2 separate regions of the Homo sapiens genome follow, and region 1 is linked to region 2. A link is a loop called in an ENCODE intact Hi-C map of the cell type or tissue named here. Cell type or tissue: breast epithelium. All regions are shown on one strand. Each heading gives the region's core, and the rest is flanking DNA. Links, peaks and the distances in the headings are about the cores only.

What was found. A loop is a pair of places that touch in the nucleus more often than their neighbours do. Peaks named below come from ENCODE experiments on the same cell type or tissue, not always from the same donor. Only the 100,000 strongest peaks of a DNase experiment are listed, where the experiment ranks them.
Region 1: a loop joins it to region 2, with 22 times the contacts of the local background. A loop is called at or near these places in 26 of 110 quality-filtered maps.

Annotation. Positions count from the first base shown.
Region 1 is chr4:14,912,370-14,922,119 of GRCh38, reverse strand. All of the region lies in intron 7 of CPEB2-DT (CPEB2 divergent transcript), which reads left to right. Among named protein-coding and RNA genes, the nearest start is that of LINC00504, 29 kb to the right of the region's middle. In breast epithelium, for the core only: no CTCF peak of the experiment used is centred there; a DNase peak (open chromatin) is centred at 4,926; H3K27ac peaks cover 1,179 bases.
Region 2 is chr4:14,988,391-14,998,140 of GRCh38, reverse strand. CPEB2-DT (CPEB2 divergent transcript) reads left to right here. Exons shown (of 8, transcript NR_038857.1): 4 at 2,791-2,887; 5 at 5,239-5,429; 6 at 7,587-7,687. Among named protein-coding and RNA genes, the nearest start is that of CPEB2-DT, 8.8 kb to the left of the region's middle. In breast epithelium, for the core only: no CTCF peak of the experiment used is centred there; no DNase peak of the experiment used is centred there.

The DNA.
Region 1 (9,750 bases), core at 539-8,538, 75 kb after region 2:
ATGACAGTGACATGCTCTGAGAAATGTATCATTAGATGATTTTGTCATTGTGTAAACATTAGAGTATACGTACAAAAACCTAGATGCTATAATTCACTACACACAGAGGCTACATGGTATAGCCTGTTGCTCCTGGGTTACAAACTGTACAGCATTTTACTGTACTGAATATTGTAAGCAATTGTAACACAACGTTAAGTGTTTATGTATCTAAACATAGAAAGAAACAGCATAAACACAATGTGAAACATTTAAATACTGTACACCTGTGTAGGGCAGCTCCATTATAATCTTCTAAGATCATCATATATGCAGCTGTTGATTGAAACATCATCAATATATTATATCATCAAAAATATAATATATTATATATATAAAATATGTATATACATACAGACACACACACCGTTTTCCTTTGGCATCTGTGGGAGATTTGTTTGAGGACCCCCTGCAAATACCAAAATCTGTGACTGCTCATGTCTCTGATGTAAGATGGCATAGTATTTGTATGTAACCTACAAACATCCTGTGGTATACTTCAAATTATCTCTGAATTAGTTATAATATCTAGTACAATGTAATTACTATGTAAATAGTTGTATTGTTTTTTAAAGTTTTATTTTTATCGTTGTATTGTTATTTACTATTTTTTTCTCTGAATATTTTCCATCTGCAGCTGGTTGAATCTGCAGTTATATATAATAATTATAGAATCTATAATAATTATATATAATGTAATTATAATAATATATAACATTGCTATAATACAATATAATAATATGAAATATCTATATGGATTTCTGAACTACTGAAGTATTATAGTTTGGGAACTGCGAAAACTTCCTCAGGACTCCTGAAGTCCTTCAGAATTCTAAAATTTCAAGCATTCCTCATTTGCACATATGGATGATGGAACCCTGCCTTGAGTCAGGCCTACAGTCTGGTACCTGGTTCAGGAGCAGGATGTGACTGAAGAGTAGAATCTTAGCCAGTGAGGCTTCCCTCTGTAGACTTGCTCAGCTGCCTCCCTGTGGGGCCATGGCTCCAGGGAGCTCCATAGCCTGCATCTCTGTTTGTCTTCTGGATCTGTCCTTCCAAACACCTGGCAGAGGTGATGGACTGCCCAAGTGATACTGTTTCTCTATTACTTCTTTTTGTTTTTGTTTCTGAGATGGAGTCTCACTCTGTCACCTAGGGTGGAGTGCTCTGGCATGATGTCAACTATCTGTAACCTCCGCCTCCTGGGTTCCTGCCTCAGCCTCCCTAGTAGCTGGGATTACAGGTGCCTGCCACCATGCCCGGCTAATTTTTTTGTATTTTTAGTAGAGACAGGGTTTTGCCATTTTAGCCAGGTTGGTCTCACTCCTGACCTCAGGTTATCCATCCACCTCACCTCGGCCTCCCAAAGTGCTGGGATTACAGGCGTGAGCCCCCGCACCTGGCCTTGTTTCTCTATTACTTCTTGAGACACAGTTATCTCCAGGTAATCCTACAGTGGCAGTTATCCATCCATCCATCCATCCAACATAGATTTATCCAGCACCTTCCTTCTACCAGCTCTTGTTCTGGTTGCTTCTGGGGGAGGGCACATGAATGCACAGATAAGCTATTTTGGAGCTCTGTGGTCTAGAGAGGTCCTACCCTTGAGGCCCACAGAGGGAAATTCTAATCTCCTTTTCCCCAGACAGCCTCGGCACTGCTGACCATCTGCTTGTGTTCCTTCTTGCATCTCTTTGGACGCAGGAGCATGCTTAACAGCACTGTGGCTTACCACTGTTGCCATCCTTGGCTACATGTCTTCCTGTTCCATCTTGACAGTTGAGGGTCTAGGAGTTCTTCAGGGAACCCCCGCTGGGGTTTGCAGTCATCTCCCTTTCCCACTCCTCTCTGGAATTGGCTTGCTAGTAGGAACTGATGTTGACCCATCCCTTTCCCTGATCCTCAGGCTGTTTGATCATGACTGTATTTCTTGAAGATTCCTTTTCTTCTGGTGTGATCTTTTTTGAGGACCAGCCCCAGCCTGGAGGCCCAGACAGAGCTCTAGAGAAAGAGCATCTGGACAGACACATCTGCTATCCCACTGGCCTCACTGCTCCCACTTCGCTCTCAGGCCCAGGCTCTTGCTGCTCAAATACCACCATGGCATACCTGCATCCGTGGTGGTGGCGCGAGCCAGGCTTCCTGGTCTTTCCCTTCCCTTCTGGATGTAATTTCATGTCTCCCCGTTGGAAAAGAGATTGACATGAAAACCAAAATTAAAATACTGTCATAAGTGCCAGGAAGCGGCAGCTATAGTTTTCTGTACGGCCTCCTGGAGCCTGAGGTGGCAGGTCAGGTCAGGTTCAGCAAAGGTCTGCGAGCGAACGGGTGGGAAATAAGAGATCTGAGTGGTAAAAAGGAGTCAGAGAGATAAATGGACGGTGGGGAAAAGAGTTTTAGGCACAGTGAACACCAGCTGTGGCAGCACAGTGAGAAGACATTGAGATGTGGTCAAAAACCTGGACTCAGTTTGTGTAGCAGGAACACTGGGCAGGAGAGATAAAACACTATGGGGTCCAGCACTTTGGGAGGCCGAGGTGGGCGGATCACTCGAGGTCAGGAGTTTGAGACCAGCCTGGCCAACATGGTGAAACTCCAGCTTACTAAAAATACAAAAATCACCCGAGCATGGTGGCACGCACCTGTAATCCCAGCTACTTGGGAGACCAAGGCAGGAGAATTGCTTGAACCAGGAGGCAGAGGTTGCAGTGAGCCGAGATCATGCCACTGCACTCCAGCCTGCGCCACAGAGCAAGACTCCATCTCAAAAACATAAAAATAAATAAATAAATAAAAAACACTATGGGGCTGTTTCTCATCCTGGAGTACAAAGAGAAGCACCTTAACTTGACATTGCTTTCTCAGAGAAGTGAGGCTTCTCTAGTGATGACACTTTCTGGCACCCTGGCATCCTACCTGCGTAGGGTAAGATGGATACCTTCAAATTACCATTTCTTGTTCCACTCCCCTTACACAATGAGCTAGTTCCTAAAAATTTGCATTGCAAAATCATGAAGATACTCTAACTTCAATTCTGTGAACACATACACGAGAAGGAAAAGAAGCTGGGAAGCACATATGCAAAAGGTGGTCATTGGTTAAGGTGAGTGCCGTTTGGTTGGTTTAATTCTTGGCTTTATTTTTTGTGTTTACTTTTGTTTACTTAACTTTAAAATTATATTTAAAAATTATATTTGAGTCATATTCAAACAGCTCCTCCCCCAGTACATATTCTGGGTCTAATTTCTAGGTTGCAGCATAAGACACTTATCCTCCAGGTGGAATTAGTCTTGTAGCAGAGGCTCTACTAGGAAGTGATAAGGCCACATACTAAGGTCTCCAGGAATATAGGTGATTTTTCTGCCGGTGGCAAGGAGTGTTATCCCAGATCAGCCTAATAAATTTGCATTCATGGCACCCGTTAGGGTGTCTTCTTTGTGGTGATTGCTAGTTTAGAAAATGGAAGGAAAAATTCAGCAAGGCTGTTTGTGATGTGGCTGCAGAATTCCCTGATGGCTGAGAGTCCCAGAAAGCTGTGTGTCCAGCATACAATATCCTTTGTTTAAGCATCTGCATTCTTCCCCCAAGCAGGCTGTCAGGGAGGCAGTCACACCCCATCTCTCACTCCGTTCAGGCAGGAATCGAAGCACAATTTGGCCTCTTTGTCATTTTCAAAAATCAAACCTGCCTAGGGACCAAGTTCCAGCAGCAGCTGTTTTTGCTTTATGCTTTATTTAAAGACATTTAATTTTGAATCCTGTATGTTTTCAATGATATTTTTAATTTTTGGTAGAGCAGACTGTGTACATGTATAAAATATCCTTGATTTATATAGAGGAGTTCTTTCATTAGCTGACTTTTTTTTTTTAGGATAAAGGCAGATTAATGATCCTAATTAATAACTAAGTGATTATAGCTTTTTATTGTTTTAATTATTTCTTAAAAATAATAGTAATTAAATATCAAATATATTAAATTATTACTTTATGGACAGCTTTGTGTCAGATAGTTTACATACATTTTCTCATCAGGCTTTATCAGAATCTTACAAAGTGGACGGAGAAACTAATGTCCATTTTATGAATAGAGTCTCAGGAAGGGTAAGTGGCTTGTTCAAGTTCTCGTGTCCAATGAGTAGGGAAGCTGAGATTTTTAACCCAGGTATGTCTGATGCCACATAACATACATAATGTGATATTACATGTATACTGTACATGTATATTTATGTGTGTGTGCATACCTATATATTATATTATTTATATGTGATACCCAAACTTCCAAATCACATTTTCTCCTCATCTCTTTCATTTTCTTTTTTCTCTCACTTTTTCTATCTCTTGGCCTCTTCGCTCCTTCTGATGGTTGACTAACCGTGCTGTCATTCATGGGCTGTGATCTGAGAGGACAAAGTGTTAAAGCATTTCCCATCTTATGTGGACTTCCCAGCTCACCTATGCCCAAAGTGGATTGAGCCCCTGATCCTGAGGCCAGAGGACCTGGGATCATATGTCATTTCTTTTTTGTTCTAGCCTCATATATTTGGGCAAGTCTTGCAGCTTCTCTGAGCCTCAGCTTCCTTATCTCATGTGTTGGCTGAGGCTCACAAGAGCTGGTGTCCTGTGTGCCTGCCAAAGTTATCATGAGGATTCAATGTGAGGATAGATGTGAAAGCAGTTTATGAGCTGTAAAGTGCAATGGTCACTCTATTGTGTTCTCTGGGCTGCACGTCCTCTGTGATGAGAGTTTATCTGGGAGGCAGGAAAGTGAGGAAAAAAGGAATCCCTGCAAAGCCAGCCCCACAGATGAGTAGGAATTAGAAAGGTCATGTGGGATCCAGCAAAGCATCCAGGAGGCAGGATTAGTCATCATCCCGAGGCAGAGGCACTTGTTTGTTTCTACTCCAGGAATTTGTCATCGTCACAATTCCACCACTCCCTGCCTCTGCTTATTCTGAACCTGCCATTACTGACCAGCTTATTTCTATTCCTATCTCTCAGCCTTGTGGCTTTTGCTGCCTCATGCCGTTGTCTGTGTCCTGTCTTTTGCACCCAGCCTCCTCTCTGAGTTAGTTCTGCCTTTGTTTGTGTTAAGGACCGCTGGCTCATTCTGTAGGTCTCACACTTCTACTGCCTGGGGAGAAGGTTCAGTTTGCTATCATCAGTGTTGTGCTGGTAATGTTTAATAACTGGTTCTCTGTGGGAGGTTGGGTGGGGGTAGGGGAAACCCTGACACCTGTGTGTTGCCAATTTCCTTGGCACAAATACTCCTACGAGAGATGGTTTCAAGCTGTCAACATAACGTCACCTGGCTCCTCAAATCCTGAAAATGGAACAGTTGGGGCCCATAAGCTAGCATAAGCCAGCTCCAGCATATCACTGTCACCCCTGTCTGCTGCCTCATAGCTGCTGGTCAGTCTAGGGATTGGCTGGTCTTGAACTGGGGTCGTATCCTGGTCCATTTAGCTGTGGTCAAGGTATCAGGATTACACATTTAACTTCTCTCTGAAAGTCCTGTGGACAGAGGAACTTTCCAGTTTATTTGTTTGACTCTCATTTTACAGACGTCTCTGTGACTTCAATAAAATAAGGGGAGAGATAGAAAAGGAGGGTAAGTAAATATAAATTAGAAAATGATTAATGCCACAATAAAGGTGTAAAAGATGTAAAATGAGGGTTCAGAGACAGGAAATGTCACTTGGTGGCAAACAAGGAAGACTTTATGGAGCGGATAACATTTTAACAGAGACTTCAAGAATGATAGGGTTTGGAGAGGTAGAAATAGAGGAGAAGGTGTTCAAGATACAAAGAAAAAGGTTTGAACAGAAGTGTGCAGTGAGGAGGCATGGAATAGGTATGGAGTTTGTGAAGAGGAAAGAGTGATCCTATTAGGAAGAAAAGTTGGACCAGGCATAGTGGCCCATGCCTGTAATCCTAGCATTTTGGGAGGTCACGGTGGGCAGATAGCTTGAGTTCAGGAGTTCAAGACCACCCTAGGCAACATGGTGAAACACCATCTCTACAAAAAATATTATTAAAAATATCTATATTATAAATTATATTGTATTAGGTTGGTACAAAAGTGTGCTTTTTGCAATTATTAATACTTTTAATGGCAAAAACTCACTTACTTTTGCACCAAACTAATACAAAAATTAACCAGGCATGGTGGTACACACCTGTGGCTACTTGGGAGGCTGAGGTAGGAGGATCACCTGAACCCAGGAAGTCGAGGCTGCAGTGAACCATGATCATGCCACTGCACTCCAGCCTGGGCAGTAGAGTGAGACCCTGAGACCCTGTCTCCAAAAACAAAAGTAAAAACAAACAAAAAAATAAAAAAGAAGAGAAAAGTAGAGGACTTTTAGGTGTGTCAAATAAGCCTGAAATATCTTATACTGCTTTTCTGAGGTACTGTTTGCAAATAAAAGTGAAATACAAAATACAAATTATAAGGCTATTATGTATTATTATTACATGGGTCTATTGGAATAGAGTCTTGAGAGCTTATGAGAGTAAGATTTTGTTGAGTCACATAAATTGGTTCTGATCCTCCAGTTTTTCAAATAGATGATACTATTGTGGGTATTAGTTCTTGCACTGAATGGTGTCAGCAAGTTGAGGCAGAGCATTGGTGAGAATAAGACTGGGCTGAATCTGGATGAATAGAGATCCTGCCTTGTTGCCAACTCAAGGAATGACCTGGGCAAGTCATTTCTTTTCCAGCCTCGGTCCCTCCTCATGCCTGTAATCTTGCAGGGTGGTTATTTGATGGTTGCTTTCATAGCCTTCCCACGTCTATAATTACATACACTTGACCTCTTCAACTTTATTTTAAATGAAGTCATTCATTATTTGAGGACTGGCAAAGAGCAAAATTCTCCATGCCCTCAACATGGAGATCCTTCCCTTGAGAAAGAGCTGCAACTGGAAGCACTGCCAAGATTCACATGTCATGGGGGAGGAGAATTCTGGTTAACTGAATATCCTTGTCAAAGTGAAGATTAACTAGCATGATCTATTTAAGCCCTTGATGTTAGCAATATATCTAGAGTGTGCTAGTTAACATCTCTAACTTAGGAAAACAGGAAAATAAGAATTGAGAGCTACATATATACACATAGTGTATATATATATATAGTGTATATGTATAGTGTATATATATAATATATACAGCATATATATAATATATACACAGCATATATATAATATCTATATATACAGCTTATATATCATATATAGGTATATATAGCATATATATAATATATATGCTATATATTATATATACTATATATGCTATATATATAGCATGTATATATACTATATATGCTATATATATAGCGTATATATATACTATATACGCTATATATAGCGTGTATATATACTATATATGCTATATATGTATATATACTATATGTATATATACATATATACATATAGTATATATACATATATATGTATATATACATATATACATATAGTATATATACATATATATGTATATATACTATATGTATGCTATATATATAGCTATATAGCGTATATATAGCTCTCAATATATAGTATATATATAGCTATATATATAGCTCTCAATATATAGTATATATATATAGCTATATATATAGCTCACACTCTCTCTCTCTCTCTCTCTCTCTATATATATATATATATATATATGTATGTATATGCCAGCCTCTGTGATAGTCACTAGGAAACAGAATGATAATAATGGCCATCATTTATTGAACATTGAACATTTTATTCTTTGCCAGGTACTGTTCTGAGAGCTTTATGTGCATCATCTCCTTCAATATTCCCAACAAATATGAAAACTAAGCAAACTGTTATAATGCCTTGTAGTGGGTTGAATAGGGATCATCCAAAAATGATACGTCCATATGCAAATCCCCGGACCTGTGATTGTGGCCTTATTTGGGAAGGGGGTCTTTGCGGATGTAATTAAGTATCTTGAGATGAGGAGGTCATCCTGGATTATCCAAGATGGCCCTAAATATAGTGGCAAGTGCCCTTGTAGGAGACACACAGGGAAGAAGCACACAGAAGAGGAGGCAATGGGACCATGGAGGCAGATATTGGGGTGATACAGCCACAGGCCATGGAACACCCAGAGCCCCCAGATGCTGGAAGAGACAAGACACAGATCATCTTCTACAGCCTTCACGGGAGCATGGCCCTGCCAACACCTTGATATCAGACTTTGGGCCTCCAGAATTGTGCAAGCATGAATTTCTGATGTTTCTGTCCACCAAGTTAATGGTAATTTGCTACAGGAGCCATAAGAAACTAAGAAATACCCATTTTGCAAATATGAGAATGAAGCATAGAAGGCCCAATCAACTTACCTAAGATCCCACAGTTAGTAAGAAATGGTTGCAGGAGATTCACCTAGGCATCCTTAGAGTTTGCTTTCAACTTTAATAGACAACTGCACCTCATAATGTCTCTACCCCTAATGAGATATATAAGTGACCAGTTACTCTGAAAAGTGCAATGGAGACTTGGGGCAGACATAGGGTGCAGCTATAGGAGCACAAGATGGGCATATAACCCTGCTTTTGAGGGGAGGCTTGAGTATCAGGGAAGATATCCTAAGGGAAGTGATGATATTGAGCTGATAAAGATTTTTTTTTTTAATTTAAAAAAATTTTAAGTTCAGGGGTATGTGTGCAGGATGTGCAGGTTTGTTACATAGATAAATGTGTACCATAGTGGTTTGCTGCATAGACCATCCCATCATCCAGGTATTAAGTCCAGCATCCATTAGCTATCCTTCCTGATGCTCCCCCTCCTCCCCATTACCCTCTGACAGGCCCCAGTGTGTGTTGTTTCCCCCGATGTGTCCATGTGTTCTCATCATTCAGTTCCCACTTGTAAGTGAGAAAATGAGGTATTTGGTTTTCTGTTCATGTGTTAGTTTGCTGAGGACAATGGCCTCCTGCTCTATCCATTTCCCTGCAAAGGACATGATCTCATTCCTTTTTATGGCTGCATAGTATTCCATGGTGTATATGTACCAGAGTTTCTTTATCCAGTCTATCATTGATGGGCATTTAGGTTGATTCCATGTCTTTGCTACTGTGAATAGTGCTGCAATGAACATACACATGCATGTATCTTTATAATAGAATGATTTATACTCCTTTGGGCATGTACAAGGCACTTAAACAAATTTACAAGAAGATTTTTTATGTTTTTTTTTTTTGAAGAGAATAAAGTGGGGACATTTTTCCAAGCAGAAGGAGCAACCATAGCAGGTGAGAAAGAGCAGCAATATTAAAAAGATTCAGTAGCTGGTCATACATAGCAGGAAGTTGTGGCTAATGTCTGGGAAGCCCTGACTGCAGATCCCATCTTCTTTCATGCTGCCTTCTGGACCGAGAGGCAGGGGAGGTCTTTGTGTCATGCTTTCCCCATTTCTTAGCTGTCTGACCTCTGCAGATTTGCTTAACCACCCTACACCTCAATTCCAGCAGCTGTCAAAAGAGGATAAAAATAATAGTGCCAGCTCTCTCTAACTCGCATAAGAGTCTGTGAGTAAAATCTTTGTAAATGGAAAGGCTTAGAAAAATATGAGTAATTGTTTATGTGATGAGCCTAAGTTTTTCCTTGGAATTTTATTTTTTGAGATAATCTTCCAGTTCAGCACGTTTTCTTGTGATTTGCTGATTTCCCTTAAAAGTCTAGTAGCATAAGT
Region 2 (9,750 bases), core at 1,251-9,250:
CCCTCGAAGTCATCCAAGAGGGTTGGAATCAGCTTCTTCCAAACTCCAGTTAATGTTGACACTTTGACCTCCCATGAGTCACACATATTCTGAATGGCAGCTAGAATGGTGAATCCCTTCCAGAAGGTTTTCAATTTGCTTTGCCCTTATCCATCAGAGAAATCACTATGGCAGCTATAGCCTTATGAAATTTATTTCTAAAATAATACTTGAGGCTGTCCTGGTGACAACTTAGTGATTTTAAATTTTAAAATGAAAATAGAATTATAAAGAGGAGTTAGTTGCATTATTAGAAGAATTGCTTAATAGCAGCTTTATTTCAAAACAATCTCAGCACTTTGGGAGGCCAAGGCGGGCAGGTCACTTGAGGTCAGGAGTTCAAGACCAGCCTTGCCAACATGGTGAAAACCATTCACTTCTAAAAATACAAAAATTAGCTGGGTGTGGTGGCGCATGCCTGTAATCTCAGCTAATTGGGAGGCTGAGGCAGGAGAATCGCTTGAACCTGGGAGGCGGAAGTTGCAGGGAGCCGAGATAGTGCCACTGAACTCCAGTCTTATAGCCAGAGCCAGATTTTGTCTCAAAAATAATAATAATAATACTTGAAACTCATAATTACTCCTGAATCCATGGGCTGCAGAATTGAAGTTGGGTTAGCAGGTATGAGAACAACAATTATCTTCTTGTACATCTCCATCAGAACTCTTGGGTGACCAGGTATATAGTCAATGAGCAGTAATATTTTGAAAGCAATCTTCTTTTCTAAGCAGTAGATCTCAACAGTGGACTTAAAATGTTCAGTAAACTATGCTCTTTCCAAGTTTTGTGGTTCCATTTACCAAGCACAGGCAGAGTAGACTTAGCATGATTCTTAAGGGCCCTAGGATTTTCAGAATGATTAATGAGCATTGGCTTCAAGTTAAGGTCACCAGCTACATTAGCCCTTAAGAAAAGAGTCTGTCTTTTGAAGCTTGAAGCTAGGCATTGACTTTTCCAGCTATGAAAGTCCTAGATGATACCTTCTTCCAATAGAAGGCTGTTTTTTCTACGTGAAAACTTATTTAGTGTAGCCACCTTCATCAGTTATCTTAGCTAGATTTCTAGATAACTTGCTGCAGCTTCTCCATAAGCACTTTCTGCTTTACCTTGCACTTTTATGTTACGAAGACAGCTTCTTTCCTTAAACACGAACCGACCTCTGCGAGCTTTGAACTTTTTTCTTCTGCAGCTTCCTCACCTCTCTCAGCCTTCACAGAATTGAAGAGAGTTAGGGCCTTGCTCTGGAGTAGGCTTCAGCTTAAGGGAATGTTGTGGCTGGTTTAATTTTCTCTATCCAGACCATTCACACTTTTTCTATATCAGCAATAAAGCTGTTTCACTTTCTTATCACTCGTGTTCACTGGAATAGTACTTTTAATTTCCTTCAAGAACTTTTCCTTTGCATTCAGAACTTGACTAACTACTTGGTGCAAGAGGCCTAGCTTTCAACCTATTTCAGCTTTCCACATACCTTCCTCACTAAGCCTAATTATTTCTAGCTTTTCATTTAAAGTGAGAGACATGTACCTCTTCCTTTCACTTGAATACTTAGAGGTCGTTAGAGTGTTATTAATTGGCCTAATTTCAATATTGTTTTGTCTCAGGGAATAGGGAAGCCCAAAGCCTTTATTGATTAAATTATTGTCTTATATGGTTGTGGTTTGTGATGTCCCAAAACAGTTACACTAGTAACATTAAATATTATGATCACAGATCCCCAAAATAGATATAATAATAATGACAAAGCTTTAAGTAACGCAAGAATTACCAAAATGTAACACAGAGATACAAATTGAGCCATGCTGTTGGGAAAATTGTGCTGATAGACTTGCTTGATGCAGGGTTGCCACCAACCTTCAATTTGTGAAAAACCCATTATCTGAGAAGCACAATATAGCAGAGCACAATAAAGCGAGGAGTGCCTATATATCCAGAATCCAAGCACTTCACCCCATTCTCACCACAAGCAGCCTGGACCAGGCTACATCGTTGCTCTCACCTACTAACTCGTATTCCAGCTTCTGATCTTGCCCCTCTCCAGTCTGTTCCCAACATAGCAGCCAGGATGATACTTCTGAAGTGGAAGACAGGTCATGTCAACTCCTCTGACTAAATACTTACATTTTCTCAGAATAGAAGTCAAAACATTTTAATAACCAAAAGGTTCTTCAGAATCGCTCCTGCCACCACTAACCCCTCTGAAAGCTTCCCTACAGTGGAATGCTTATTTCTGTAACAGCCCAGGCCAATTCAGCCTTAGGGCCTTTGCCCTCGCAATTCCCACACCTGGAATACTTGTCTCCTAAGTAGCAACAGGGCTCACTTAATCATGTTTTTATCATTTTTTTTCATGTCTCTCTCACGTCTCTGCTAAAAGTCATTTTTCAGTGATGTCTTCCCTGACCACCATTGTAATAAAATGACAACCCCCCGCCGCCACTCTTTCCCAGCCTTCTTATTCCTCATAAGGTGTTTGTGTTTCCATCTGACCCACTATGTACTTGAACTGTTTATCTGTCCTCTCTCTGAGATCACAAGCCCATGAGGAAAGGTCCATGCCTGTTTTGCTCACTGTTGTATCCTCAGCACTTACAACGATGCCTTGCACATAGTAGGCTTTCAAGAGTTGGGAATTGCATGCACTTATTAAAGGGGTTGTTGAATTAATAAATAGCAATTTTAGGAAATGATAGCTAAAAGAATACAATAGTAATACAAGGGTCTGTTTATAAATGGTTAATTTGTTTTCAGGAGCTGTCCAAACACCATGCAGATGCTCCTAGGATTCTTAAACTAGCCAAAAATAATTCCAGGCATTGTCAGATATAGGATAAGTACATGAAGACAGGTAAGTCATCCCAAGACTATAACGCTGGGGAATAGATAACCCTGGAGTACAAGGGGGAAAACTTCTGTCTCAGGAGACTAGAGTTGGGACTCCAGGAACACAGGGGTTCATTACAGGAGCTTGAACAAAGAGAGGAGTCAAGACCCCATCTCATAGAAATGGAACCAGTTCAGGAGGCACTGCAGTTAAGGTCAACTGGATGCCTTACTTCCATGCTGCTGGTTTCTTTCTGTGGCAGAGCCCATGCCCATAAATGTAATTAACCCCACAGAATGGGAAAGCTTTGAGTCTTTAGATGGGAGCTAATTAGCTCTGGTTTGGAGTTGGAAAAGGAGAAAGTAGAAATTAAGATTCATTCTGACCTTGACCAACTTCAAGGTGCTTTATTGATGTGGCACTCAAGAGTAGTACCATCCTCAATTACTTCTAGTTCTCCTACTTTTCTAAACCTTCCTTCATAATTTCCTCCTTCACTTTCTCCTTACATATTCTTTACGTGTGAGAGTTCCTTAGGCTTATGTTTCTGGTCCTTTTCTATATTTCTACCTACTTTTTCTAGATGAATTTATTATCATGTTTTCAAACATCATCTAAATGCTAATGTCTTCCAAATCCATCTCTTTAGCCTCATGGTCAAAATCATATTTCCAACTGCCTGTTTAACAGTTTGACCTGGGTGTCCTTCAGCCACATCAATTCAATGTGTCTATACCTGCATTCAACATCTTCCCCAAAATCTGCTTCTCCTATTTTGCTTCTTGTCTTGGCTGACGTCATCATCACACAACCAGTTTCTCAAGCTGAAACATGAGTCATCCTCTTCCTTCATCTCTCTCACCCTCCAAAAACAATTGTCAACCATGCTCTGTCAATTATACTGCAGAAACGTTACTCAAATGTAATTCCTTCATGTATCTCCGCATTCCCTTGCCTTTCACATTCCTGGAACACAAGTGCCCAATAAGTATTTGTTGATTAGTAATTGCCCAATGAATGCTGTAAGAAGAAAAGATGAAGAAAAGGAGAAAACAAGGTAAGGAAAGGAAGGAGGGAGATGGAAGGAAGGAAAGAGGTAGATGTTTCCAAAGCATGCTTTACAAAGACATGAGCCATTTTGTGGATAACTGTAGCATTGTTACCTTATGTTTACTGGAGAAAAAATAAAATGAATAATCATAATAACAATGACAAAAAAGTTATTTTCCTTCCCAATATTTTTTCCTTGACAATACCAAACTAAAAGTTTCACTCTGGTTATTACGATCTCTATTCTGGTTATTATGCCATACAAAGATGAACTCATTGACAAAGAAAAATATCAAGAATCTTCCCCTGATGACAAAGTGTAGCCCCGAAACATAATAGAAGGTCTGTGTTACCCTTTGTGGCATCCAGGGGATTTATCATCCCACTCCAATACCCCCACCTAGGAGAGAACCTGTCAGCCTCTCCAGTAATTTCTGCCACGATGCTCACTGGGCCCTTACGTAGACTGACTGACTTCTCTATTGCTACTTATCTTGTATCTTTAAGGCCATGTGAACTCGATTGAATTACAAGTCTTTGTAGGCAGTTGCTATGCCTTATATGTTCTTTAATTTTCCTAGTTCTTATTGATTGATTTATGTATTCAGAAACTCTCTGTTGAGTGCCTGCTCTGTACCAGACACTGTGCAAGGCACTATGGGTATAACTGTGAAAAGAACAGAAAATATATCCATTATTCTGTACATCCTCACAGAGGCTGTAAATAAATACTGTTGACATTAGTTATGATAATTCCCAACCCTAATTATCTGGGCAGAGTCATAAACAGTGAGACTGTAGGCTGAAACTGACCTACTAAATTGGAATCCTACTTGCTGCAATATGACCTTGCCGGGCTGGTCATCGGTGGAGCCTTGTGATCTATACAGAATATTGAGGTAAGGCAAATCTAGCAAGAAGGCAGAAAAAATTACACACTGAAGCTCATCTCAATCCTGGCTTGAAATGGGACTTCTATTATTTCCTTTTCTTGTCACAATATACTTTGTGAGTAGATAAAGCGAATAATATTTTTGTTTTGTTGTTGGAAAACCAAAGCCCAGAGGTAAAGTCGTTTGCTTGAGATGGTTTGCATAGACTGAGATTAATGCCCCCATCTCCTCATTTCTCAGTCTCTTGCTTCATTAGTTGGCCCTCAGGCTAGTGCTAGAAGCAAAGACAAAGAGTGGGCCACTGCTCAGCAAGTACCTGAGTAAAACAGGGTCACAGGGACACACGCTTAAAAACGGTGCTTGGGTATATATATCCTGAGGACTTGAAACCAGTATGTCGAAGCGACGTCTGCACTCTTGTGTTCACTGTAGCATTAGTCGCAGTAGCGAAGACACGGAAACAACCTAAGTGTTCACCAACAGATGAATGGATGAAGCAAATGTAGCATATATACACAGTGGAATACTATTCAGCCTTTAAAAAGAAGGAAATCTGGCTAACTGCAACAACATGGATGAACCTGGAGGATATTATATAAGTGAAATAAGCCAGGCATGGAAAGGTAAAAACTGAATGTTCTCACTTATATGTGGAATCTAACACAATCAAATTCATGGAAGCTGGGAATAGAATGGTGGTTATCGAGGCCAGGGGCTGGGAGAACAGGGAATGTTGGTCAAAGGGTAGAAAGTTGCAGTTAGATTTAAAATGATAAGTATTTAAGCTGATTGATATGTTAACTAGCTTGATTCAATCATTCAACTCTGTATACATATAACATCACTGTATGCAATAATAATATACAATTATAATGTCAAAAAATAAAACTTTTTTTTTTTTAAAGCAACAGTCCCTGCTTCTACTAAAAGTTAAGGAGTGGAAGGGATAATCCTTCAAGTCTTCACAGTGACACCTAGCTACATGAATGAAAATTGGTAGTAGAGACCTCAGAGAAAAAGCATCTTATTTTCAAAATAACATATCCCACAGAAAATCAGAGATATTCCTCACATATGCTTACTCATTTTTCTCCTGTAGTAAGAATGAGGTCTGGCAGTATATATTGGATATATTGTATTTTTCCACATTGTGGTAAGCTAACCACTTCAATTGATAAATTATTCTAGGCAGAGAAAAGTGATGCATCTTGACTAAATATTAAATATGTAGACTTTAAGTAGATGAAGAGCATTGCATCTATCAAATTTGACCTTAATATGTTTAGAATCTTAGAAGATTCAACATTTTAAATGTTTGTTTTCAAAACTCTAAACGTGCAGTTAAAAAGAAATATCATGAAGCTTATATGGTAGCAGGCATTATCACCAGCCTTTGTACAAGGATTGATTAAATGTAAAGACAAGAGAGGAAAAACATTCAGAGGGAAGAGGGATATTTGATTTTAGTCTTAGTGCTTCATTGTCAGTGCTAGCAATTCACTTTTGCTGTCTCCTTTTTTTTGTGGGACTTGAGAAAGGACTATAGGACTTTATGTCATCTCACATCCAAAATTCATTTATAGTGTAAGCCATTGTACTAACATTGGAGTACGTAATTCATAACAATAAGAAAAAACATAGACCTCAATTTTCAATAGAAAAAAATAGACAAACTGGTACAGAGAATAAGAAACTCTAAGATTTTCATAAGGACATGAATCGTGTATATGAAAATACCATTGTTTGTAGGCCCACAGTTGATGCATATTCATCCCATATTAAGAGATAGGGAAGAGTGATATGATGGACACACCAGGGCTATGGAGTCAGAGACGTGGCTTTTAGTCCGACTTCCTCTGTTACTATGTAACTTTGGCAGTTAAACTTTGGGAACCTCAGTATTCTCATCTGTGGAGGTAAAGACAAACATTACCTGTGAAGCGGGGGCTATGGTGATGATAATTAGCAATATTTTAAGTAGAGAGTCTTCTACAGTGTTTGACACAAAATAGATGTTTAAACAAACAGAAAAAACATCTTAGCTGTTATCTGCTATGCAGTTCAAGGTAAAGAGTAGATGAGAAAGCCAGCCTGAACACAGTGGTAGTCCTGGAGAATGGATAACCAAAGCAAAAGCAAAGCAAAACAGTTACCAGACAACATGGAGGTTGGTAATGGCAGTGAAATCCTTGATTGCTAGCAGTGGAAGGAGATATCCAAATAAAAAATGAGAAAAAAAAAAAGCTAAATTCCTCTTGGATCTGGAAAACATAAAAAATTTCTGAAACTTAAATGTTAAACATATTCAATGACTATTTTGTACCTCTAAGAAAGACCAGAGACCAGTTATGCAATTAGGGCAAACTCTGACTTTAAGGATATTACTGAATCCCACTACCAGTTCTGACACCTATGGGGAAGGTTATGTTTACCTGGGCATGTTAACCATCCTCATTCTCTGATTTCTCATCTGATAAATAACATAGAGAAATATGTTTGAAAACACCAAATGCTGTTAGAGCACTGATCTTCAAACTAGGATATGCCTAGACCATTGTGGTCCAATAGAAATACAACACAAGCCATAAATGTGAGCTATATATGTAATGTGAACTTTTCTAGTAGCCACATTTTATTTTTTACAGACAGGGTGTGGCTCAGTTGCCCAAGCTAGAGTGCAGTGGTGTGATCATAGCTCATTGCAGCCTCCCACCTCAGCTTCCCAAGTAGCTAGGACTACAGACGTACACTGCAATGCATAACTAATTTTTAAAAAAAAGTTTTTGTAGAGATGAAGTCTTGCTGTGTTGCCCAGGCTGGTCTCCAACTCCTGTACTCAAGCTAGCTTCCTGCTTTGGCCTCCCAAACTGCTGGAATTAAGGTGTGCACTAGCCACATTTTAAAAATTAAAAAGATACAAGTGAAATTAACTTGAGTAATGTATTTTATTTAAATCAATATATGCAAATTATTATTATTTCACCATGCAATTGATATACAAGTTATCACCACTTTACTGCTTTTCTCCATCTATTAAGATGATTGTAGTTTTATGGTTTAGTGTATTTAGTATATTAAATTGGTTGATTTTCATATTTTAAGCCAACCTTGTATTCCTGGGATACATTTCATTTGGTTATGGTGTATAATCCTTTTTATATGTTATTGGATTTGGATTGCAAGTAATTTGTTGAGAATATTGGCATGTATGTTTATGGGGGTTATCAGCTTGTGGTGTTTTTTTTCTTGTGCTGTTTTTGGTATTAGAGTAACTAATACTAGTCTCATAGAATGAGTTGGGAAGTATTCTTGTAATTTTTTTGTTAAGAGTGTGTGAAGTATTGATATTAATTCTTCTTTAAGTTTGTGGTAGAATTGACGAGTAAAGCCATTTGGGCCTAGACTTTCCTTGTGGAAAGTTTAAAAATTGTTAATTCAATTTGTGTTTGTTATAAGTCTATTCAGACTTTTCATTTCTTCTTATTTTAGTATGAGTTGTTGGTGTTTGGGAATTTGTTTATTTTATCTAGGCTTTCTAATTTGTTGATATACAATTGTTAATGGCATTCTCTTTTTTAAAAAGTTATTATTTACTTATTTTTTTTTTAAATTAATTTGTTGCTGGGCTGGTCTCAAATTCCTGGCTTCAAGTGATCCTCCTGCCTTGGCCTCCCAAAGTGCTGGAATTATAGATGTGAGCCACTGCATCCTGTCTGTAATGTTCTCTTCTAATCCTTTTTATTTCTATGAGGTTGATGCTGAGGTCCCCTTTTTTATTCCTGATTTTAATATTTTGATTCCTCTTTTCTTGTTCAGCCTCACTAAGTGTTCATTAATTTTATTGATTTTTTTAAATAAGTAACTTTTGATTTCATTGATGTTCGCTATTTGTTATCTATTTCGTTTATTTGTGCTTTAATATTTATAATGTTATTTATTCTGCTTGCTTTGGTTTTAGTTTATTCTTCTTTGGTAGTTTTGAAAGATAGAAGTTTAGATTATTAATTTGAGCTCTTCCTTCTTTTCATAATAAGCATTACAGCTACAAATTTCTCTCTGATTGCTGCTTAAGCTGCACCTAATAAGTTTTGGTATGTTGTATTTTTGATCTCATTAATCTCAAATAATTTTCTAATTTGCCTTGTACATTTTAAAACCATTTGTTATTTAAAAGTGTTTAGATTACTTTTTACATATTTGTGTTTTCCAAATGTATTTGTTATTGTGACTTTTAAATCTATTCCGTGATGGTCAAAGAACATCCTTTGTGTGATTTAACAGTCTTTAAATTTATTGAGGTTTCTTTTTATGGCCTTTTAACATACGCTTTATCACGGAGAATTTTCACTGCATACTTGAGAAGAATGTATGCTCTGCTATTTTTAGAGTTTTCTACAGATATGTTACATCTAGTTAGTTTATAGTGTTGTTCAAGTCTTCAGCCATTATTGGAAGCAGGTTATTGATGTTTCCAATTATTATTGTTAAATGTCTATTTCTCCTTTCAACTTATGTATTTGAATTCATGTTTTAGGAGGTTCTGTTGTTAGGTGCATTTATGTTTTTATTGTTTGTCTTCCTGATGAATTGACCCTTTTATCACTATGTCTTTTTTTGACTCTAGTAACAAATCTTGTCTTAAAGCCCTTTTGTCTGATACTAGTATAGCCACTCCACTTCTCTTTTGGATACTGTTTGTATGGTATACAATTTTCTATCTTTTCACTTTGGACTTACTTATATCTTTGAATCTAGTGTGTCTATTGTAGATGGCTTATGATTGAATTGTGTTTGCTTCATTCTGCATTCTCTGTCTTTTGACTGGAGAGGGATACGCATTTTTATTAGAGGAATGATATAGTCATTATTTGATAAATTGTACATTCATTGCTTTATTAAAAATTAGCTGATAAGGATTATCATATTAATTTATATTCCTTTTAT